Regions from separate parts of the Homo sapiens genome. Here region 2 is linked to region 1. A link is an interaction called in ENCODE POLR2A ChIA-PET data of the cell type or tissue named here. Cell type or tissue: GM12878. All regions are shown on one strand. Each heading gives the region's core, and the rest is flanking DNA. Links, peaks and the distances in the headings are about the cores only. Region 1 overlaps LOC105374949 (a long non-coding RNA gene). Region 2 has its middle 37 kb from the start of MYLIP.

Region 1 (10,048 bases), core at 1,064-9,063:
AGGATGCAGGGCTGACACCTGTGACAGGAGAGGCACAGGAAGGAGGGTTGGGTGGGAGAAGCTTCAGAGAGCAGCCCCAGACTGATGGGGGAGCTCCAGAGGAAAGACGGCCCACTGGGGGTCCCAAGGAGGGCAGGAATGGTTGGCCTCTGGTACCCTGTAGTGTTCATCATGGCCTTGCACAAAACTGCAGCCAATCTGAAGATGCAGCTGATGGAGGCTGTCCACCAGCCCCCTCCACCAAGCAGATTGTTCTGAAGTGAGACTGAGCAATGCACCACCAGGGCCACCACATGGGGGTAGCAGATGTAGTGTGTGGGTAACGGAAGCTCCAAAAGAGCAGGACTAGCTTTTTTTTCTTTTCTTTTCTTTTCTTTTTTTTTTTTTTTTTGAGACAGAGTCTCAATCTGTCACCCAGACTGAAGTGCAGCAGCATGATCTCGGCTCACTGAAACCTCCACCTCCCAGGCTCAAGCGATTCTCCTGCCTCAGCCTCCCGAGTAGCTAGGATTACAGGTAGGCACTACTACCACTCGGCTAATTTTTATATTTTTGGTAGAAACAGGGTTTCACCATGTTGGCCAGGCTGGTGTTGAACTCTTGACTTCAGATGATCCACCCACGTTGGCCTCCCAAAGTACTGGGATTACAGGTGTGTGCCACCACGGCCCGTGTATTTTTAAAATTTTGCCTTTTCTCATATTTTAGCCCTAATGCTTTGACACATTCAAATTTCATTCAAAAGTTTGTCAAATGAACTAATGAATATATGTCAAGAAACTGAGAGAGTAGAGCATAGAGATAAAGTCTTCCCATTAGGGTTACAGTCCAGCTCCACCACTTACTAACTCATCTTAGGAAAACTATCACTGAATGGGAATGGTGATAAATAGCTCCTACTCTGTGGGTCTTTGTGAGGATTTAAAGAGACTTTAGGAAGAAGACCCAGCACAGTATCTGGAAAATGGTATGCAATCAATGATAACTACTAGTAGTATGATTATTTCTGCCCCTTTCCATTATCTTTTGCAAGAAAACCTTTTAAGAACAAATAGAAACATGTTCAGGCAGTTGGACTACGTTACTTCTTCCTATATTAGACTTTTTTTCACTTTCTATATTAGACCCCGTGCTCCTGGAAAGTGATGAATCCATGTTTTCTTGCTTTGTAAATCATCATAGTGCCCCGAACAATGTTCTAAACACAGTTATTATTTACATCATATAGGTAGAATAAAGATGAAACAAGGGGAGAGTCACCCCGCAGACATTATCAGAGACTTAATGAGTTCTTGGGTGAGAGAGTAAGAATGTGAGTACTCTGTGAGTGTGTCAGAGCTGGAGGAGGGTGGGTTTCACCAATCCTAGATAAATATCACCCTGGATCCGTGTCTTCTCAGCCAGGGAAAGGAAGCAACTTGCTTTTCCTTTTGAACAAAGCCTGTGCCTGAATGAACATCTCTGGAGAGAAATGTGTTTGTACATTAAACTGGTAATTAAAGGTCCCCAAAAAACCAAGTCTCATTACTCAGCTTAAGGAGCTGCCTAGATAGCGTCTGGCATAGTGTCAAGTGTCTGCTTGGTGCAAAGCTGAGCCTGGAGTCGTCCCATAGGCTGGGGGACCTTGGAGACCTGCCTCCTGGGGCTCTCCTGCACCAGACTCATGTTTACATTGGGCTGATCATAAACCAAGCAGGTCCTCACACTTCTCAGGTTTCATTGTTCTCCTTTCTAAATATTTAAACAGGCTGTTAAGAAGAGGGCCGTGTCAACTGCCTGATTCAGTGAACATTACAATGGTTAATTGTCGGGATCACAACAGACGTCACAAACTCCAGGCAGGTTAAAATCTCTCAGCCTTGAGGAAAGCTGCTGCCAGTCATTCTTCTCTAGACTGAAAGAGTCTGTTAGAATCAAGTTCAGATAAGGTAACACTGATCACGTCAATTTCTTCTGCACAAAATAGAGCATGTGGTTTGTACTTTACAAATATTTGTCTAATTAATCACTTTCACTGAGGCAGGGAGATAATAATACCTTATCTTTGTAAAATGCTTCCTATTTGCAAAGCACTTTCACCCATATCATCTAATTTGCTCTTTATTGTTGGGTGTTATTTCTTAGCCAGACTAGGGATGATCCTAGTTATTAATATTAATATTAAAAGCAACCACCACCCCAACCATAGCAGCTGATTTACTGACAGCTTTCTATGTTCCATGCACTGTTTTAAGTACATTACAAGTAGGATGATCAGTGGGAACAGACACCAAAAGAATAAAAAAGATCATGCATTTGCTTTGCACATATTGAATTTTATGCACTTGCTGGGAGGATGCTATACTTGGAATATTTTTCCCCTCCAAACCTCATGTTGAAATTTGATCCCCATTGTTGGAGGTGGGGCCTAACAGGAGGTGTTTGGGTCAAGGTGTGGATCCCTTATGAATGACTTGGTGCTGTTCTCAAGGTAGTGAGTTCTTGCTCTGTTAGTTCCCTCGGCAGCTGGTTATTAAAAAAAAAAAAAAAAAAAAAAGCCTACCCCAGCCCCTGGCTCTCCCTTGCTTCCTCTCTCACCATATGATCTCTGCACAAGCCAGCTCTGGCTCCTGTTCACCTTCCACGATGAGTGAAAGCAGCCTGGGGCCTTCACCAGGAGCAGATGCTGGCACCTGTTTCTTGTACAGCCCGCAGAACTGTAAACCAAGTCAATCTCTTTTTCACAAATTCCCCAGTCTCAGGTATTCCTTCACAGCAATATAAAACTGATTAAGACAGAGGTACTCAGGGTGGCACATTTTTGGACAGTTTCTCCTAGGAAAAACCTTGCTCCCTACAACTAACTTCGATTCTCTCCATCATCCTTTCCATGGCTTCCAAGACGTTCCAGGATCTAGCTCCTTTTCTGTAGTATTCTGAATAAGCCAAATAACTATAATTGATAATAACACAACACTAATGGGGCATGCCTATATGTTAGGCTTTGTTGTAAGCAGTTTCAAGGCATTCTCTCATTTAATCCTCACAACAGCACCATGAGGTGGGTAGAGTTATTGTCTCTATTTTCAGATCAGGAAACTGAGGCATAAAGAGGTTAAGCAATGTGCCTGCGGTCACACAGCTATTAAGTGGTGTGCTGGGACTCTAGCTCACATGGTCTGGCTCTAGTGTCTGTGTTCTTAATCACCACACTGTGTTTCATGGCTGGTAGATTGTGGCATCCCTTTCTGCCAAGATTGGACCTAACTTGACAAACATGGGGTCAGTGAGCCCCGTTGACACCTCTTTGCTCTAGATGAAACAATGAAGGCTCAAAGAGGTCACGTGACCTTCTGAGGAAGTCCCTTCTCAATCTTCAATGTCCAAGTTCATTGCTAATTTTACTATGCCATGCTGTCCTCCTGATATGGTTTGGATTTGTGTCACTGCCCAAATCTCATGTTGAATTAGAGGAAGGGCCTACTAGGAGGTGATTGGATCATGAGGATGGATTTCCCCCTTTCTGTTCTCCTGACAGTGAGTGAATTCTCATGAGATATGATGGTTTAAAAGTGTGTGGCACTTCCCCCTTTGCTCTGTCTCCTGCCACCACGTGAAAAAGGTGCTTGCTTCCTTTTCACCTTCTGCCATGATTGCAAGTTACCTGAGGCCTTCCTGTCATGCTTCCTGTTAAGCCTGTGGAACTGTGAGTCAATTAAATATTTTTTCTTCATAAATTACCAAGTCTCAGGTAGTTCCTGATAGCAGTGTGAGAACAGGCTAATACACCTGCCAAGTTTTAGCATCTCAAACTGAGATACCAAAGCATAAGAGGCAGGTGTCAACTATTTTTTTAAATTAAGCTCTTGGGAGTTGCATAGCGCCCCCCACCCCCGCCAATTAAAATTCATTTTTCACTTTCCTCCATAAAAATGCTTACTTTTGTAATTAATCAGAGAGGAAGAAACCACCAGAAGCCTTCATTTGCTTGGCCTTTCTGGTTGGCCAGCTGTTCTTTGGACATTTGTGTGTTAAACTCCTGGAGGCAGAGTCTTCTTTTCCAAGCTCTCCTGTCTAGGTGCTGACTGCCTGCACTTTTGCTGCCCCATGGTCGTGTTGACTTGAGTTTCCAGAGGGGAGCTGATGTGGGGTATGTCCAGCCTATTCTGGACAAGAGGATGCAACACACTATTACACAAGTTGCCCACACACCAATTAGGCAAATAGTCTACTTTTGCAGGAATTAGACATTTCTTACATTGAGGAAAAGTTGTCCTGGCTGAGGCCTCCTGGTTTGCTCCAGTGGGAATCAAATTATTGGTTTGTAAGAGAACATTTCTGCAATTATCCCTGAAAGAGCACCATCTACCATCTTGTGGGCTACATTTTTTTTTCCCACTTGACTGTCTCTGTAGTTTTATTTGTTTTTAGTTTAGATTTTTTTTTAAACACAGCTTATTACCACTTTTTAAATCTGCATGAAAGTGGAAAATGGTTTTTCCTTATAAAAGACTGTGAGTATCAGGGTAACCTCTACTCTGCCTTCAAACAGGACTGAGATTACTGGCCACTCCCACTGCTGACCACTTTTGAAGTGCTTAGTGAGTTACGCCTGTGAACCTGTTAGCACCACGCTCCACGAGGGTCAAACATTTTCAAATGATCATAATGTGGTTGCTAAAGACACAGCCTCTGTGAGACTTGAAATGTCACAATTGTTTAAACAGTCCTGAGAAAATGACCCTGAAATCACATCCACCTGGGCGAAGCCCATTTCCCCTCCACTTGAAAGCACCACGGTACACACACACACACACCTCCAACATATACAGATGTTATCAGAACTCCAGAAAGCACCAAAACACTGCACTGCACACCACTTCATTTAATTAAAAAACCACTAGTTCTCAACCTCGGCTGCACATTACAATCCCCTGGGGAGCATGGCTACCTTTTGAACATTCTGATGTCCAGGACTGACAACCCAGAGGTTGTGATTTAATTGTTTTGGATAGGGCATGGTGACCAACTGTCCCTATATGCCCAGGACTGAGAAGTTTCCAGGATGTAGGACTTTCGGTGCTAAAACACAGAAGATTCCAGGAATCTGGGACTAGCTAGTCACCCTGGTGGAGACAGGCTGTTTTTGTAAATGTCCCTGGCGATTCTATTCTGCAGTGAGGGTTGAGAACCATTGGGCTAAACTTTCTCAACTTTAACCCACATGCTGAGGACAAGTAACTTAAAACTTGAGAAAATATTGTTCTTTTGTAGAGGATTTCTTTTTTCATACTACTACTAATAAAGAGACCCTCTGTAAATGAGTCCTGGCCAACTGGTGCCTTGCCTTCCCTTCAAGGGCCCCAAAAGAGTCACTGTTCCTGGGAGCAGCTTGCTATTTCCTCCCCTCACTGGGCAGAAATCCACACAATGAGCCCCTCTGTTAAAGTAAGGAGGGAATATGGAGTTGATTATTTTATAATTAAAGAAGACTCTGGGGGAGATGTTTTGCTCAGGAGCCCAGCATTCCAAACTGGGTCACTGTGAGCTGGAGCTGTCATCAGCCCTAACCAGCAGGAAATACCAAGCAGAGCAGATATTCTTTCTTTACTTTTCAGTTGACTTTCACGTGACTTGTTTACATCCAGCAAGGCTTGTAATAATGCCTTGTTTATATCCATCATCTTCCTCCTGAGTTGCCAAGCTGGGAATGGAAGAAGAGCATGTATACCTGGGAAACTTCTAGACATACTGTGGCTCTCAACCCTGGTATCATATTAAATCAGCTGGGAAGCTTTTAAGAATCCAGATGCTCAGGCCCAACCCCCATTCAATTAGGTCAGGATCTCTGGGGGTGGGAACCAGGAAATGCTTTCTGAAATCTCCCCCGGGGCATTATAACATATAGCCAGGGCTGAGAATCACTGCTTTAGAGTACTGATTCTCAAGGTGTGGACTCGGAACTAGCTGCATCAGCATCACCTGGCAACTTGTTAGAAATGCACATTCTCAGGGCCCATCCTGGACCTACTGAATCAGAGACTGTGAGGATAGTCCCCGGCAATTGATTTTAACAAGTCTTAGGTAATTCTCAGGCATGATAAAATTGAGAACCAGTCTGGATGACAAGGCTGTAATATTATTTTTTTTAATCTGCTGGGATACTTCCACTGTGAGCTGTTGCCTCTTATTTTCTTATCTGCAGCAAAACCCAAATTTCTCTTTTGATGACTGTCAGAAATAACATGGTTATTCCTGGCTCACCTGGGATGAAAAAACACAGATGACACACCTGGGTCTCTATGCTTATTTCTGGTCTGGGAACCAACAAAGCAATCTTATGAATAGCCATATGAAGCAGTGGAGGCAAATTATTTGGTTTCCTCTAATTAAGTCATCTGCTTTAGCATTGTCTTACAGGGTACAACTTTCTAGTCTTCTGCTGTCTCTTCATCTATCAAGCTTAGAGCTGCCAGAAAAAAAAAAAATGTGGCCCAAACAGGTTTAATTAGAGAGATACTGAGTTAAAGTTCCTGAGGAAAATCTATGATACCATAGGTTGGGGTGTTTATTGTGTAGAATTGGGGGTAGAGAACCTAAATTTACTCTAATTAAGCAGGGTTTGTGTCAACACTGGAGGATGGGAAGCCAGGCAGAGAGAAGAGGGTGATCAGCAGCAATCTGAGCCAAGAGAAGTGAAAGCAAAGATGACATGTTCTCCCATCTGGAGAGTTACTTAAATTTGAGCATCTAAAATCTTTTGACCCAAGAGTTACTGAGAGACACAAATGAGTATTTTTGTATTAGGGAAGCTCAAAGATTGTCATCTCCTGTCCTTTCCTTCAATATACAGGACCAAATCACAGGAAAAGACAGCTGACTTTGTACATGTCTTTATAAGTCTCTTACAATTTGGGGATCCAAAATGTTATTTTTTAATTTTTTTTTGAAGCAGAGTCTTGCTCTGTTACTCAGGCTGGAGTGCTTCAGCCTCCTGAGTAGCTGGGACTACAGGTGCACACCACCACACCCAGCTAATTTTTGTGTTTTTTTTGTAGAGACAGATTTTCACCATGTTGCCCAGACCAGTCTTGAACTACTCGCCTCAAGTGCTCTGCCTGCCTCAGCCTCCCAAAGTGCTGGGATTACAGGCATGAGCCACCATGCCCAGGCCCCAAAATGTTATTTTTTCAAAGTAAAAATCAAAGAATATTAGGTGGTGAACTAACCTGTATTCAGTTGCGCATATAATATATTTTAATCCTTATGGCAGCACTATGAGGTAAGTATCATTGGCTTGATTTTACAAATTAGAACACCGAGGATCAGAGACACTAAGCAAATAACTTATCTGTTAAATGACAGAGCTAAGATTCTAATCCAGGTTCGTCCAAACCTGAGGCCTTTCTTTGCTTCCTTGGTCCAAAAAATATTAACTGGAGCTTAGACTTGTGTAGCCAGCTGGCAGTTCTACATCCAACCACGACACAAATAGATTAGTCCAGAACTTCACCCATACAAGGAGACACTGTTGGGGCAATTCTCTATGGTGCTTCTACGTATCTTGTGATAGATTCTATCCCAGACTATCTTTCCAAGGATGTTTATAGAGCAAAGAGCCACAGAAGATATACGTCTCTCCAGGGAAGAGGACAGATTGGTTTTCTGACTATGATAAAATGGATAACATATCTCTCTGGGACAAAGGTTGGGTAAGTTTACTACGGCCTCCCCCTTATAAGTTTGAGGACTTCTGCTTGAGTTTTCTCAGACCCACTATGTGTACAACACCCATCCACCTGGGCCTGCCTCCGCATTGCCCTCACGGGACTTAAGAGGCAAGGGAAACCACTGTGGCCATGAGTGATAAAGTCCTTTATCTCTAACCTAGGAGTCTCATGTCTTCTGCCAGCATCAATGAAACTGTGGCAGGCTCACTTGTTAGCTTGCAAACAGGGTAAAATCTCAGACCCTTCACAGTCCTTGATAGACATGGATTCCTCCTCCTTAGTGTATGTAGCAGCACATGGAATTCCTTCAGACTTCCTTGGTTCTGAGTGAGCGCAACTAGCTGACTGGAGTTGGTGTGTTAGAATCGTCCCACTATTCCCTTTCTTCCTCTGTCCCTTTTGCCGCGATTACTGAACCTGAGCAGTCACTAGAATGGACAGTGGGGATTTAGGAAGACAGTGTTAAGCAGATGTTAACATCAAAAAGACCTGAGGCTCATGTGTATACCGAGTTGAAACCCCACTGTCATTGAATGAGGTTGAAAGTGACTTTAGTAGTTTAGGCTACTTTCCACTCAAAGGGGCAAACTTAATAGAACCTCTTGTCATTAATCCCTCCATGATGGAAGCTCATACCTAAAAAGGAAAGTGAAATTGACTCAATATTTACAACTCTATGGTGTCTTCTCTTTGATCTTAGTCCTGTTAGCAGCAGCAAATCATACGAGTATGCAGCAACCTCAATTCTTGCCTCTTCAGAAGAAATAATTCAACAAGGGGCATAAGGCAGAGGGAGAGACGGAGGCAAGTTTGAGAGCAGGAGTGGAAGTTTACTAAAAAGTTTACAGCAGGAACAAAACGAAGTAAAGTACACTTGGAAGAGAGCCAAGTGGGCGACTTGAGAGATTCAAGTGCATGACGATTTGACCTTTGACTTGGGGTTGTATACATTGGCATGCTTCCAGGGGGTTGCATTACTTCTCTCCTGATTCTTCCCTTGGGGTGGGCTGTCCGTGTGCCCGGTGGCCTGCCAGCACCTGGGAGGGGCTGCACGTGCAGTGTGTTTATTGAAGCTGTGCTCATGATCACTTGAGGTTCTTCCGTTACCAGCAGAGTGTTCCTAGAGGAACACTAGAGGTCATACACCGGGTAAACGCCTCCATTTTGCCTCTTAGTGTGCATGCTTAAGCCCACTTGCTCAACTCCTGAGATCTTATTGGGAAGCTGCTGATCACCAGTTTCAGGTGTTTTCTGTGTATTGGGAGACTGCCTTTCCCTGACGCTGGCTGCAACCCATTATTATTTTAGAGAGGCAGTTTAACAAACAACCGCCTGACCATCACCTGATGGTCGCCTGATAATCCTGGTTCAGGGGACCCTCTCCTGCCCTGCTCAAGTCTGCCTAACTACCTACTGTGACAGTCCTGTCTTCTAAATAAACATAGACTAAGGTGGATCTTCAAATACCTTCCATCTACCACCCATTTTTCCCATCCCCACACCCCCAAGTCTAGGCAAACATTTTCCAATCTATCAACCACTCCTTCTTAACATGAGGAATAGACCCTGTGCCCTTCCAGGCTTTCTCCTCTGAAGAGGCTCTATTTTGTCCACCTTTTCATCTAAGTCCTTTAAAAAAAAAATCATTTGGTTCTTGAATAGGCAATACCTGCATGCAGTACAGAATTCAAAAGATACAAGTGTGTTTCCTTCCCTGTCAAACTCCAGCCACCCACTCCCCTCCTCCAATCACTCTTACTGGTGTCTTATTGTCTTATTCTTCCTCCTATTCTGTATATAGTCAAGGTTCATTGAATAGGCTGAACATACAGGGCACAACCAGAAAACAGCTTTGGGTTGTTTTTTTCCTCATTACTATCTTTAAACTCAGCAGACGGTTTTTGTTTTTTGTTTTTTTCTTTTTTCCAGCATATCAGCCAAAATCTTTTAGGCATTCAAATGCCTGTTTTAGTATGAGATTTAAGTTTTAGTCTTACACTTGACACAATGCTTCTCTCTCCCCTGCAGCTCAGACTGGACCTTCAGACCAGGCACCAGCAGCAAAGAAGTGGAATGTAGTTTGTTACTTCCCTGTGCCTCTATCTCCTCTCCACTATTTCTGATGCCTCCAGGATTAGGGTTGTTAAAGGCGTGATTAGAGGGAAAGGAAGAGTCTTCCTTCATAAATACTGTTGTTATTCATCCTTGATGCCCTATGTGGCCATGTGCTAATATATCAATACAGTCTCAAGGCAGAACACAAAATAGGTGCTCAACAAGTGTTAAGTGAATGAATGAATTTATGAGTAAATGGATGACTGGAACTCAGCAATAGGTGT
Region 2 (10,048 bases), core at 1,328-9,327, 140 kb after region 1:
GAGTGGGCGTAGGGGGCCTGCTGAGAGAATTCATTTAACCTGCTTCAAGCTCAGGGAGTGCCCACCTAGTGGGGCTTCTCTGCATCCTGTTCCTCTGGCCCTTGTCCCAGCCCTCTGCACTCTACCATGAGGAAAATTAAACTACTGAATTTTGATTCAGTTTGGGCTGTGTCTTTTAACAAAAGCCCTATCTCTAGCAATCCTGTACTTTGTCCTGGTTAGTGCACAAGGATTAATGTACTGCAGGTCTTACCTTTTCCTTTGGACTGTGAATTCCGTAAGGTCACAGAGTTTGACAAGCTCATCTTTGTCTTCCCGCCATCTTACCCGACACCTGGGGATGTACAGCTGTTTCATAAGTGCATGTTGAAATGAAATAAAATGAATGTAGTACATACCAGAAGGTTGTTTCTTTTAAATAAGAGTATAGTTGAATCTATGCATTCATGCATGCATCAAATTTATATTGGTTATTTCTTGTGTGAAAGATCTCTAAGCTCTCTCCTCAGCTTCAAATATGAAGAAACCTTCTGTTGAGCTGATGAGGAAAAATAAACATAAATTTTTTAAATGACCTGTGTAAGGTAATTAAGCTATTAAAATGTCTTTCAGTACAAAACACTATTATCTATCTATGTATATGTACATTTTCACACCAGGTTCAGACTCTCTTTTCTACTTAGGTTATGGGGAAAAGCTCATCAGCTTCAGTTGAGATTTTCATTGCTTTGAAGAACTCATTCCTAATTTTCATTGTCTTAAAAAATGATAAAAACTTCTTCATTTTTTTTACCACATTTTTTGTCACATGCATTTATTGTCTTCTCTGCAGTCTCGCTATGCATCTCTCAACAGCCTCTTGACTCCACCCTGTTCTTGCATTGCTCCCTCTGGGGGAGTAGAACAATATGGCCAACACTCACGTAGCACTTACTGTGTGCGAGGTATTATATTGTAAGCACTTCACACTTAATAACTCATATTTACCTTCTGAGGTAGGTTAAGAAAAAAAAAAAGGTAGGTAGGTAGGTAGTTTTTGCATCTGCAAAACCCCACTTTGCAGACGAAAAAGTTGAGATTAAGTAACTTGCTCAAACCCCACATCTGGTAAACCGTAGAGCTGGAATTTGAACCCAGGCAGTCTGTCATTAGAATCAGTGCCCATGACCACCATGATCTACAGTCACAGGATACAATGAAGATGGTGCATTGGACACATTTGAATGTAATCCACATGCAGATAAGGTTTGCATATGCTAGTGGGGAAACCCTTTGAATACTACCAGGACTCTGTATCATCTAGTCAATCTGTAACACCCGAAGGGAGTTCACATTTTTGCTATACTGCCATCCAGCGTAATGTCAGCTCTGTATTCAGGCACAGGAGGAGATATAGTTGTGGATACTCAGTAAGTACTTACAAAATATGAAGGATCATTAAACAAGAAAAGCAGATATTAATAACTTCACCTCTGTGGTTGTAATCAGTAGGCTTCCCTTTTATGAGATAAGGAATTACTTTATAATGTCAATGTTGTTTTTCTATATATCTATGTTGGGCTGTTCTTGCATTGCTATAAAGAAATACCTGAGCTGGGTAACTTATAAGAAAGACGTTTAGGCCAGGTGCGGTGGCTCACACCTGTAATCCCAGCACTTTGGGAGGCTGAGACGGGCAGATCACCTGAGGTCTGCAGTTCAAGACCAGCCTGACCAAAATGGAGAAACCCCATCTCTACTAAGTAGTGGCACATGCCTGTAATCCCAGCTACTTGGGAGGCTGAGGCAGGAGAATCGTTTGAACCCAGGAGGTGGAGGTTGCGGTGAGCAGGGATCACGCCATTGCACTCCAGCCTGGGCAACAAGAGCGAAACTCCGTTTCAAGAGAAAAAAAAAAGAGGTTTGATTGGCTCACAAGTCTGCAGGGTGTACCAGAAGCGTGGCGCCAGCATCCGCTTCTACAGAGGCCTCAGGAAGCTTAAAATCATGGTGGAAGGTAAAGGGGAGCAGGGACTTCACGTGGCTAAAGCAAGAGCAAGGAGAAGAGAGCCAGTGGTAGGAGGTGCCACACTCTACAACAACCAGATCTCGTAAGGATTCACTCACTATCAAGAGAACAGCACCAAGCCATGAAGATCCACCCTGATGACCCAAACACCTCCCACCAGGCCCCACCTCCAACACTGGGGATTACAATTCAACATGAGATTTTGAGGGGACATCCAAATGAGATCACTATCCTTGAATGCAGCAGAATGTAGTGATACTCTCGAACTGAGTATAAGTGTCTGCTACTGTACAAAGCATATTACTCATGGCCTCTTTATTTACACTGGTGTGTTGTAATTTAAGTTGGCTGTTGCTATAGTTTGATGTTCAGCCACTTGCAATCTTGGCTAGCTAACATAAACTCAGAAGTTTGGAGTCATACAGAGATTCTTGTTTCCAATATAGTATGTAATATAGTGATTTGGTGTGGGGGTGTCAATTTGATGACTTCAATATCTGTTACCCAAACATATCAAAAAAATACAGTCTGTTTCAGTCTTTTAGACTGTTATAAAGCCAAATGAGGTCATGTCTGTAAACTGCTTTCAGCTCTTTGGTGGAAAATACATTATAAACAGTGTGTCTTCTTCTTATACATAATAACTTGTTGCTGGGGAAGAGCTCAAAATTACCTTACATGGAATATAAGATATTCATGGAGGTATTTGGAAATCTATATCAGTCTCCTTTGTACTTATTTTTGGAAATGGCAATTTTTCCCAAATAAGAAATAGAAACTTATATGGGCAAATGTGGACTGTTAGAATAAAGTTTTCCTTTATTAAAAATTCTTCCCCAAACTAGACAAACAAGTAAAACCAGATAGGATGTGTGTGTGTGTGTGTGTGTGTGTGTGTGTGTGTGTGTGTGTAATTTTTATGAGACAAATTGGGTCTATTGATCTTAGGAGCTATTCAATCACTATATAATCAGAGAAGAAGACAGCTTGATGCTAGTATCTTTGTATGGTGGTTGTTTCTGAACTATACTGTATTGCTTTCCTATCATGCACATTGATATGTACACTGAGGTTCATTCTGCATTTGCGAAATAACTCATGAGCAAGCCAATGTTCAAGATAACTCAAGTGAAAATAACATCATAAAGGTGTAATAACTATCTAACTATATTGGATCCTGGGATGTTGGGAATTGGGAGAGGCCAATCCTGGATGTGCTGGCTCACTAACTGGGATCCTAGGTTGTTTGAGAACCTGGAGGCAATGTCATGAGCAGGCAACATGATCACTCTGACTGACCCGGCAAGGAGGCACCCAAAGTCCCATCAGAGACTTTGGAGATGCCACAGGCAGGTGTGAGGCTGAGATGGACACCAGATGAGTGACAAAGGGCCTGGCACAAAGGGCCCTGCATGGATTTAGTAGAGCATTCCTCAGCCATTTCAGCTGGCTTCTATGCCTACCTGCTTGGGAAGACTTCCCTCCTTGGCAACTTAACAGGGACTAGACAAACTCTGGCCAGATATTTGGAGCACACAGAAGCAGTTCTACAGATCTGTATTGCAATTATTTGTTTTACACAGATAAATAAAAACTGAGATTAAAACTTTGTTCAAGAGAAATAAGTTATTAATCCCCCCAGGATTTTAAAAATTCATTTCTGAATCAATTTCATTAGAACAGAAATAAGTCTACCTCAATGGGACAGATATGGAGAGTAGGCTGAAATGAATGGAAAACTAGATTGCAGTGCTGTCTGGTGGGTGTTGATAACAATGAGGTGCTCCTTCTACCAAAGCAGTGTGTCCAGGGCAGGTGAGATGCTCAGAGATTAGGGTAGGGCAGGACTTCAGGGGGAGCCTGTCTAGCAGGAAAGATAATTGTTCATTTTACAGTTTGACCTCAGGTCTAAAGAGTCTGCTTGGGGCTGGCCTTGAAGAAGGATGCATCGTCCCTGCTTTCTGGCAAAGGTAGACTTTCTTATTTGAATCCTAAAGCCTAAAAGAAAAAGAAGAAAAAGAAATTGTCATTAATAACTGTTGGTGACCTAAAACATTACACGTCACTCAAACTAATATTCCTGTTGAATGTTGTTATCACATGTCACTCAAACTAATATTCCTGTTGAATATTGTTATTTAATTACATTGAAATTATTGACCTGCTTGTTATACTAATGAAAGAAAGAAAAATTGGTAAGTGTAAACCTATCAGTGAAATGGTGCTGCTAACTCAAGGGACTTATCGGTAGAATGACCCCATAAAGTTTTCATCTCAAGTAAGGCAAAGCCATGTAAGGAAAAAATTCAGCCGGGCATGGTGGTTCATGCCTGTAATCCCAGCACTTTGGGAGACCAAAGCAAGAGGATTGCTTGAAGCCAGGAGTTCAAGACCAGCCTGGGCAGCATGGTGAGACCCCTTTTAGTTTATTTTGTTGTTGTTGTTGTTGTTGTTAGTGCTTATCTATGTCTTGTTATATTTTTACCCCAAATACATTATTTGTATTAACTGTTTTCAGTTCATAGAATGTGGATGTATTTCCATGGCAGTAAGTTTTTCTGTACAACCCATATAATCATTTCAATGGGTGCATTATATTCTGTAATATGAATCTCTCATCGTTTAGCTGATCTTAAATTTTAATCTTTTTATTGAACATCCAGGTTTGCTTTCTCTTCTTGAACAAAATACAGATGGTAATTCCTATGTATATCTTTGTTTTCTTGCTTAGTGAGGGTAGAAACAAGGTCTCTTGTTTACTGCTGCATTCCCAGGAATTAACAACGCACATAGTAGACGTGTAGTATAGTAAATATGAACTGAGTGAATTAATGGCCTGGTTATTTCCATAGGATTAGGAGCGGGACTTGATGGTGAGGCAGGCAGCCTGGTGATTGGGGTGGTTGAGCTGCTTGTGGCAGGGACTAGAAGTCATCTAGGTTTGCTGACGCTAGAGATTGCCTGGGAGAGAGGAAGAGGCACAAAACTGGAGTTGACTTCTTCAGATACTTGCTGAATGCCTACTGTACACATAACGGCAGGAAATAAAAATCACTTCCTCTCTTGCTTTGTTTTTCCAAAGCGGTCAGTCTCCCTCCTGCAGGAAACCAAGGTTTGAGGCCAGTTTCAGGCCAGTGTTCCTTGTCCTGTTCACCATTTTATGCCAGCAGTAAGTAGAGAAGAATGGCAAAGGGCCTACCAGATTTAAGTCTCTACCACTTACTGGCTCTGTGACCTTGACTTGCCTAACCCCTTGAACCCTGGTTTTATCTCTGCAATATAGGAGTGATAATAATAGCTAATAATAATAGTTGTTGTACCTTGCAGGGAGTAAGAGATTAATAAGGGTTAACTATTGCTAGCTAATATTATTATGGATTCAGTAAGCTTCCATATGTTCCCTTTCATCCTTTTTCATGAGAGAAAGCCACTGTTAGCCCCAGACACACCAATGTACTGACACATGTATATATGTTGAGTTTTCTAAAACACAATCATTTTATGAATTAGGGACTATTTGCAGCTACAGTGGCTGTACAGTAACACACTCTTTGATTGAGCAGAGAAATTTTTGTTCTTGTTCACCTAGCTTTTAAGTCATGCTTTTTCACCACATAGCTATTAATAAATGATAGTGCCTGGCACCTCGGTGAGAAGAGTCACTATTTACCAACACCCCCACCCCTACTCCTGCCCTCTTACAGTAGGAGAAAAGGTCTGTATGAGCTCGATGGGAAGCTGTTTCTGAGCTTAGGATTGGGAGAACAAGCTGCAAAATGTCAGTTGTGGGGTTCAGAATTTCAACGTATGTTGCTCTTTCAAAATAGAATAAATTGTTCATTTCTTCTCAGCTGACCACAGATGACTCAAAGATAACCCTAAAACCTCGAAGGAGAAGGAAGGGAAGTGAGCCCTGATGCGGAATGAGCAGTATTGTATATTACTGAAAGATGTGGAGCTCTGAATATAAAAAGATAGAGAGTTAAGGGCCAGGTGCAGTGGCTCACACCTGTAATCCCAGCACTCTGGGAGGCCGAGGTGGGTGGATCACCTGAGGTCAGAAGTTTGAGACCAGCCTGACCAACATGGTGAAACCCCATCTCTACTAAAAAAACAAAAGTTAGCCAGGCATGGTGGTGCATGCCTGTAATCCCAGCTACTCAGGAGGCTGAGGCAGGAGAATTGCTTGAACCCAGGAGGCGGAGGTTGCAGTGAGCCGAGACCACGCCATTGCACTCCAGCCTGGGTGACAGAGCAAGACTCTGTCTCAAAAAAAAAAAAAAAAAAAGAGAGAGAGTTAAAAGACAGAGATATGGTTTACTTTAAGAAAAATTCTTGAATTACCCCCCAAAGTTATTTATTTATTTTTTTTGAGATGAAGTTTTGCTCTTGTTGCCCAGGCTGGAGTGCAGTGGCATGATCTTGGCTCACTGCAACCTCCAATTCCCAGGTTCAAGCAATTCTCCTGCCTTAGCTTCCCGAGTAGCTGGGATTACAGGTGTCCATTACCACACCCAGCTAAGTTTTTTTTTTTTTTGTATTTTTAGTAGAGACAGTTTCACCACGTTGGCCAGGCTGGTCTCGAACTCCTGACCTAAGGCGATCCACCTGCCTCAGCCTCCCAAAGTGCTGGGATTACAGGTGTGAGCCACCGCGCCCAGCCCCAAAAGATCTTTAAAATGACATTTCTTAGAATCCCATCAAGTTCAAAAGTGTAGAGTTAGAAGATGAGAGGTATATGTCTCAGGGACTTACCAACTTGAGCAGGAGCTGCAGGCTCCTGGTGGTAGACAGAAGACCAGGTCGTGTGTTCAACTTGAATCTTGGTGATAGGGCAGGTGACCATTCCTCTCTTGAATTTAAGGAGCCATTGATAAAACAACTGTTAATATGTTAAACACCCACCTTGGAGTCACAGAAGAGACTCCAGGCATCGTCCCACCTAAATCTCTATTAGTCGATTGTAAGAAAAACAGGCCATTATAGGTTGAACATCCCTAATCCAAAAATCTGAAATCCAAAATGCTCCAAAATCTGAAGATTTGTGAGCAATGACATGACACCACAAGTGGGAAATTCCACACCTGACCTCCTGGGACAGGTTGCAGTCAAAACACAAGCTTCTTTCATATGCAAAATCATGAATGATGTTATATAAAACTACCTTCAGGCTATGTGTATGAGGTGTGTATGAAACATAAATAAATTTTGTGTTTAGATTTGGGTCCCAACCCCAAGATATCTAATTATATATCATACAAATATTCCAAAATTTGAAAAAAATTCAAGGAGGTTTCAACTCTTTCCAGCTGTCTTCTTCCATCACCTAGAGCAGAGGTTGCTGTCATCATCAATCACTTCTATTCCAAGTCCCTTCTTGGCAAAAGTGTGGGCTGCCAGACCAAAACTGGACTTTCATAAACATATCTGTATCAGCCAAGTGAGTGGCTGCATGGATTCTCCAGAAAAACCACCTTGGTCCCAGTGGACTGTGCCCTATGAAACTCTCTTGACCATCCTCAGAGAAAGATGCGTCTCAGTGTAATTTGGCCCTGTACTACTTCCAAAGACCTTCAGATACCAAGCCACAGCACATCAAAGCTGCCATCAAAATATAATGAGGCTGGTATTCTAAAATGTTCAAAAAAAGAAACCCAAATAATCCAGCCCTTGGTATAAACAGGCTTTTACTCTCAAGTCGGGAAGATAAACTGACACATATGCTTCCATTAAAAGGTTGACAAACTACTAAAAATATAGTGTATGTACTTAGAACGTTTTGCTTTCATCTGTGAGGTCAATATCAACTGGATTTATAATGTTCTGCACTTCAGATATTGACGTTGGAATGAGTGAAAAATAACTATTAAAACGTTTTTTCATTGTACCCTTAAAAACAAAAACAAGAAGGGGCTGACTCTTCTGCAAATTTTGGATACCGTTTAAGACCTCAGAAAGTCTGGAGTGAACCATAGTTTCCAAAGCCTGCTGGCAGCGTCAGCCTAAGAGAGCAAGTGGCATGCACAAGTGACTGAATCAAGACCACAACAAAGTATGGAAGAACTGGGCGGACAGCATCAGGAGTATTGGCAGGAACTTGAAAACCACCAGACTGGTTCCCATTGCAGTGTTCGATAGTCTTTCCTTTGCTTACAGCTGTAGTTTGCTGCTTCCTATGAGGAAGGCCCTCCTTCCCCTCTTCTCTCCTTGTCCACCCCGCTTAGGTGTCTCTTAAATTGATGGTAAATAATGAAAATCCTTGGCAAGGTATAATCATGCCTGATGACTACACTAAGTATGTGCATTTGTATATCCGAGGGTCAGGGCGATGATGAGGGAAACCAGCCCCTCTGTAATCAAAATAACTTGATAACACATATCATATATTATAAATATTTAAAACAGTTAACAAAAATATTTCTGATATTTTACTCCCTCAAGGGCATAGGCCCTTTATTCAACAAATACCATGACTGTCTTTCTTCTAAAATGTATATCTGAATCTCTTTTCAGACACGCACCTCATTTTGTTTATTACCTTTGATTTCAAAATGTACATTTGAGACCGGCGCAGTGGCTCACACCTGTAATCCCAGCACTTTGGGAACTGAGGTGGGTGGATCACTTGAGGTCAGGAGTTCGAGACCAGCCTGGCCAACATGGTGAAACTCCATCTCTACTAAAAATACAAAAATTAGACAGGCATGGGGGTGCACACCTGTAGTCCCAGCTACTTGGGAGGCTGAGGCACAAGAATCTCTTGAACTCAGGAGGCGGAGGTTACAGTGAGCCAAGATGACACAACTGCATTCCAGCTTGGACGATAGAGCAAGACTCCATCTCAAAAAAAAAAAAAAAAAAGTATGTTTGAATCTGGTCTCAAAATGTGTACTAGAGTTTGTATTGTATGTTTATTAACTTTTGAGTCCAAGGATTCTTTTCTTTGTAGACTGCAAAACAATTTCTAGAAAGGTGGTGAGGAGGCGGGCTTAGGTTGTACTCAAAATAGAACACTTGTGAAAAATGGTATGTTACGAATTCAGAGGGAGCTGTCACCAGGCTGGTGGATGTCCAACTCATTTCTTCCTGATTGTAGATTTTTTTTTTTTTTTAGGGAATGGCAAAAGCCATATTAGAAAGAAATTTGCTAATAGCAGGAGTGTGTGCTAACATAGATCTTCAGAAGATTTAAAAATCTTACTTAACGCCTTCATAAATCCAAAGCATGGAAGTATGAACAAAAGTTTTATGAAGAGCTGCTGATTCCAGCTACCGTTCTTTTTTCAAGTCTCTTATGTTAACAAGATACCTGTGTTGTTCCATTTACATTACAAATTAGAAGAAAGTTAATATGAGACAGACCCTTGCTTGCTTAAATGGCAAGAGTAAGGGCAAGAGCAAAGCCAGTTGATGAGTTAAGTTGTTCATTATTGCCTGCATTTACTCATTCAATCATTCATTTATTCAACACTGAAAGATTACGTTTTGTTGGGCCAGACCCCATGCCCAGTGCCATATAAATAAAGCTTTGTGGGGTGAGATAAGGAAAAATTAAAATAAGTACTATATGACAAGCAAAATAACGGAAGGAGATGTAAGAGAAGTACAGAGAAAAGATGGCTTAATTCTACTTGGGAGAAGTTACTCAAAGGAGATCTCTGGGAACTTCAGCTGGTATTAAAGAATGAAGATGTTTTTCATTGGGTTTTAGAGGGAAGGAAGGATGATTCTAGGCAGAGACAAGAGCAAGCCCAAGTGCACAGAGACATGATTCAGCACGGCACATTTATGAAATTTCAACTGTCACTGGAGCACAGTTTGCAAGGCAGAAAGCAGTAATAGATGAGGCTAGAATTTCAGATAATATCCAGATGGAAGTCAAAGTTATTTTTGAAGCAATGGAAGCTGTGGAAGGGTTTCAAGTAGGGTGTGCTCCGGTCAGATTTTCATTTAGAGGGATCAGTCTGGTGACAATCTTGGGGTTGGATGAGAAGGAGAAGCAGCAGAGAGTTAATCAGCAATAATCCCTGTGAGAGAGGG

The links. ChIA-PET counts read pairs that join two places held together with the same protein. Peaks named below come from ENCODE experiments on the same cell type or tissue, not always from the same donor. Only the 100,000 strongest peaks of a DNase experiment are listed, where the experiment ranks them.
Region 2: POLR2A ChIA-PET joins it to region 1 with 11 read pairs; 2 of 35 experiments call an interaction of 5 or more read pairs at or near these places.

The regions. Positions count from the first base shown.
Region 1 is chr6:15,947,844-15,957,891 of GRCh38, forward strand. It overlaps LOC105374949 (a long non-coding RNA gene), which reads right to left. Exons shown (of 4, transcript XR_926532.3): 4 at 8,652-8,829. Among named protein-coding and RNA genes, the nearest start is that of LINC02543, 42 kb to the right of the region's middle. In GM12878, for the core only: no CTCF peak of the experiment used is centred there; a DNase peak (open chromatin) is centred at 4,862.
Region 2 is chr6:16,087,323-16,097,370 of GRCh38, forward strand. No RefSeq gene overlaps it. Among named protein-coding and RNA genes, the nearest start is that of MYLIP, 37 kb to the right of the region's middle. In GM12878, for the core only: no CTCF peak of the experiment used is centred there; no DNase peak of the experiment used is centred there.